Regions from separate parts of the Mus musculus genome. Here region 2 is linked to region 1. Evidence: chromatin loops called from intact Hi-C (ENCODE). Cell type or tissue: gastrocnemius. All regions are shown on one strand.

Region 1 (2,500 bases):
TGGTGAAATGGCTCAGTTGGTAAAGGTACTTGTTGCCAAGTACCTGAGCAGTGGAAGGAAAACGTTGGTCTCTCTAGCACCAAGAGGTTGCATTCTCGCAATTTTAATGAGTCGTTTGATAAAGCCCCAAACTTCTAAAAAGTTAAGGGGGCAGAGAGATTGCAAAGAGGTTAAGCACACCGACTTTTCTTCCTGAGAACCTGGGTTCAATTCCCAGGACCCACCTGTTGTCTCAACCTTCTGTTAATTCCAGTCCCAGGAGATCTGATGCCCTCCTGTGGCCTCTGTGGGCACTGCATATACGTGATGCAGTAGTATGCCTGCCTGTCAAACATCCATACATATAAAAACACATAGTAAAAATAAACAAAAAATTAACAGCTGATCTTAACAGCTTCCTTCCCACCCCCAATATTTTCTACACATGGCCTGCTGAGCCCCAGGAATAACTCTATCTCCAAACCCACTGCATCTGTCCCTCAGGACTGCCATTCAGAGATCAAGGGGCTGCAGTTGACATGGTAGAAATAAATGACTTAGGAAAGCAAACAGAAAACAGCAGTGCAGAATATAAAGTAGTGGTAGCTACTGACTGCCAACTGCCCTCTTGTGTTTGGCTTGTCTTGGATCAAAACAATACATTAAGTCAATGGTTAAATTTAAGGTAAAATAATATTTATAATTTCTGTTTTTCTGGGCGGTGGTGGCACACACCTTTCTGGTGGTTTTGGGTTTGTTGTTGTTGTTGTTGTTTTTCTTTTAAACCTTTATAGATTTGTTGTGACTTTCCCATCATGCAGTGCAGTCCTGCTCCTCTCCCTGTCCCTTTACACACACACACACACACACACACCACCACCACCACCACCATCAACAACAACATCAACAACAAAACAAAGCATAGAAGGCGTCTCATCGTGAAAGCTGTAGTGTGTCACAGTGTTCCTCACAGTGTACCTCTCTGCCTGCACATCTTCACTTGAGAGTGTTCATTGCTTGAGATACCCGGTTTCTGTGATACTATCAATATTGGACCCTCATCAGGACTCCTCCCCAATATCCTGTTGTTTCCCTGTGTGCTGGAGATCCTGTAGATTTAGAACAGCAGGGCTGGCCTTTTCATGGGTCTCAGCCTTCCACAGATGATACAGGTTTTGAGATGGGCCAATTCAGAGTCCTGGATCTGGGCCTGGGTGGTAGTTGAGCTGGTCAGCCTGCTGGCTCTACCTTATCTTCACCACCAGGGGGAGCGCTCCAGCACTGCTCCAGCTAGAGGTGTCACACACCTTTAATCTCAGCACTCAGGAGGCAGAGGTAGGCGATTTCAGAGTTCAAGGTCAGCCTGGTCTACAGAGTGAGTTCCAGGACAGTTGGGGTTACACCGAGAAACGCTGTCTGGAAAACCAAAATCAAACAAACAAAACAAAAGAAAGGAAGGAAGGAAGGAAGGAAAGAAAGAAAGAAAGAAAGAAAGAGTGAGCTAGGAATGGATAATTCAGTTGGTAAAGTTCTTACTGTGCACACACATAGGGAACTAAGTTTGATCTCCAGCACCCATGTTAAAACAAAACAAAACACTGGCAATGATAATCCCAATATAAAGAAATAGAGACAGGCAAATTCTGGGGCTTGCTGGCCAGCCAGTCTAGTCTAGTCAGTGAGCCCCAGGTCCTAGTTAGGTTCGGTCATATAAAGTAAGTTACCTGAGGGACAACATCCAAGTTGACTTCTGCCTTCCATGTGCATCTGTACATGTATCCATAGAAACATGAGAATACACATACATACTCACACACTGAAGGTAAATTGAAGAACATTCTCTGGCCTGTTGGAACCTAGAACCCCTCCCCTACCATCTTAGAGCCTACTTGTTGAATGTCTCCTGGGCCCTGCCCTGATTGGCTCAGTCTTCATAAACAGCACACTTACCATATTCTCCTAGATGGTCATTCTCAGACCAGTAAGTGGGGACAGGGACGGTTGTGCAACCTGTGCCCTCACCCTGTATACCAAGAGTATCAAGTTAGCAGGCCTGCAGAAGCTCCTCTTACACTTAGCACAAATAAATGTGTCAGCTGTCATAAGGGAGAAACACACACGGCCCACCAGGAAGCTCCAAGCCAGGTGTCCTGTTTCTAATGACCTCCAAGTCCCACTATACCATGCATCTATGATGGGCCAGAAGTCTGTAGGACAGGACCCAGAATACAGTAGAATAAAGCCTACATCATTATTGAACTAAAGCAAATTTTCAAATAGTACACACACACACACACATGCACACACACAAGCAGTCAAGCTACAGAAACCAGTATTGCAAGAGAAACTAAGTGTTAGCATTTGGACCAAAGTTGTCTTTTGTATGTTAGTAGAGAGCATGCTAAACCCCCATCATCTGTGTACAGATCCTCATGATATGGGGTCTCTGGAAATGCAATTTCTAGACTCCTCATTAAGACTTCTTTTGTCTCAGTCATCCTTTGAATCTACTTTGGTGCTG
Region 2 (2,500 bases), 160 kb before region 1:
TGGTCTAGAATTTTAATTGAGTCACATTTGCATCTGTTGAAAACATAGTGATTAGGTACGTCTTAATTGCAGAATGACTGGCACATCAAAGGGAAGAAACGGCTTCTCAATCTTACCTTTAAAAGAGGAAAGAGCAAGTGCCATCTTCACAGCAATCACTCAGGAAGGGGCTGAGAGTTCTGTGCCAGGGGCAGGTTACCCCAGTAAAAAGGACAGGGGCTTCTCTGTGTGTTCAGAAGAAGGGAGTTAGCATCTTCTCTTACACAGGTTGTCTGTAAAGATGAGCAGGATTTAAGTGGAAAACAGTAACGTTTATGCTGCATTTAGAATAGTACATTATCTAAATATAAGCTCATGATGAGTTCTGTGCGGAGTTTATAGTAGGAACAGAACAGAAAAGTCACTTGCTGCTGACAAGACACATTGCTAGTGTTTACTTAGTAAAGTTATTGTTCACACGAGTGTTTTGCATATTCCTAGCCTAAGGTTGTAAACTATTTCGTAATTGTTACAATAGAGCTAGTCCTAAATATACAGATAGGTTTTAATCTTATCATCTACTATGCCTGTGTCCTTAAATCATATACATGTTTTTCACAAATTAAACACATGTAACCAATTCATTTGAACTTCTTTTTTTTTTTTAAGTGTTTACACAGAAGAGAAGGGTATAGCAGGGAAATTCTTTTTGTTCTGAGTCGAAGTGTATATAATGTGAATCCGTAAAAGAACATCTTATGTTTGTACATATGAAATTCCATATTGCTAAATATTTTTAATTAGTTGGCATTCAAAGGCATTGGTTAGATCAGCATGCCCCCAGCAGCTTTTCTGTGATGAGGTATTACCTAAATCTGAATGTTTAGTGCAAGAATAAAGAATCCTCTGATGTCTAAGTGCCATTTAAACAGTGCTCTTGCTGGGGGCAGGAAAGTGAGATAGGAGTTTTCATCTCATAAAATGAGATTACAAAAGCAAAGTTAATAAATCATTTAATACTTACTCTGTTTCGTCCAATTTAGGGAATAAGTTGCATTACATACATGAGAAAATTATTCTGAATATGGGAAGAATTGGCACAAACACTGCTTCAGCATATAGCGAGTTGTGAAGGCACCATGTTTATTCTGTTACGGAGCCAAGAGAAGACATATGCCCCCTGAAGTCCTGCCAAAACTATTAGGCAGAGAACCGACCGTATTGCTGCTCCTGCTCCATTCATGATTTATGATAATGGTTGCTGTGGAACACTAAATCATTTACATTTATTGAGTTCTCTTTTGTTTCAGACATGGTAAAGGGTCGTAAAATGTATTAGATGATATATTTTTATCAAATGGTGATACATTTTAACAAATGTTCAAATGGTGGTGACGCTAGCTAGGATATACCTGAGGCCAGTTAGAGCTAGTTCGCGTACGGTATGCATGTAAGCCATAGCTTGATTATGGCTGGTGCTATGAGGCTTTGTTGGAGGAGAGCAGGCATCTCCTGGAGGCAGAGGAATCCTGCTCACATGCTGGATCCATGTGTGGTTGGGAAGTCAGTGCCTTTGTTTCCATAGGAATCGCTTTGTAGCTGCTGTCTGCCAGCCATCTTCACTTCCGGAGTGGTGCGGATGGGAGACAGACATGTATGGGTATTATTTGAGAAGTGTGAGGAGACAAAAGATTGTGTGCATTGGATAGAAGGTTTAATAACAGCTTGTCCCCAAGCAGGACTCAGAGAATACCCATCAGCTTCCAATCAGCACATTATAGTATTCCAGAATACATAGGTTTTAGAACTTCTGAGAACTTTTTCCTGGTAATTTGGTCAGTTATCACAAATTTGGGACTACACCCATTTCCCAAAGGATTGAAGCAATGGCCTGTAAGTGGGCAGAACATAGCCATGTTTGGAGGTGTGAGGCAGGATCCTGAACTCTGCTTAAGGTGTAATTGCAGTCTCTTATAGCTTACATACAGTGACATTTATAGCAAGCCCAAGGGCCACTGGCCAGGATCATCATTTCTTCTTGTGCCCACATCACAAAAATCATAGCCCTAGTTCAAGCATTGTGTATAAGGCTACAGTTTCTGTGTCTACCTGAAAATGTGGACTTGCCTCTTCTAACAACCCCCCTCAGTTCATATCTGTGTGTTCACAGAGAGGAAAAGAGACACAATTTCTGAGATCTCTTTTTGTTTTGTCTGCCTCATTTTGAGACAGGGTTTAATGTTGCCAAGTCTAGCCTCAGTTACTATGTAGCTGAGTATGAGCTTGACCTCCACCTCTTGAGTGCTGGAATTACATGGGTTCTATATGTAACCACCCCTGGCCTATGTGATATGGGGCATAGAACCCAGTGTCCTTGTGAGTGCCAGGCAGGCACTTCATCAACTGAGTTATACCCCAAGCTCTAAGGAAAGTGTTTCCTAGGCTACCATTTCTTCTGGAGGCAGATGGTGGATTAGAGCCAGATAACACCAATGTCAGGAAAGGTTAAAGACCTTTGTAA

What was found. Hi-C counts contacts between places; a loop is a spot of excess contacts. Peaks named below come from ENCODE experiments on the same cell type or tissue, not always from the same donor. Only the 100,000 strongest peaks of a DNase experiment are listed, where the experiment ranks them.
Region 2: it touches region 1 in a loop (2.0-fold over the local background); 6 of 42 quality-filtered maps call a loop at or near these places.

What each region holds. Positions count from the first base shown.
Region 1 is chr8:127,588,244-127,590,743 of GRCm38, forward strand. The region is part of intron 22 of Pard3 (par-3 family cell polarity regulator); the gene reads left to right. Among named protein-coding and RNA genes, the nearest start is that of Gm32478, 41 kb to the right of the region's middle. In gastrocnemius, CTCF peaks have their summits at 280 (motif pointing left) and 1,239 (motif pointing right); DNase peaks (open chromatin) are centred at 267 and 1,238; H3K27ac peaks cover 937 bases.
Region 2 is chr8:127,423,256-127,425,755 of GRCm38, forward strand. All of the region lies in intron 19 of Pard3 (par-3 family cell polarity regulator), which reads left to right. Among named protein-coding and RNA genes, the nearest start is that of Gm9909, 30 kb to the right of the region's middle. In gastrocnemius, no CTCF peak of the experiment used is centred here; a DNase peak (open chromatin) is centred at 1,165.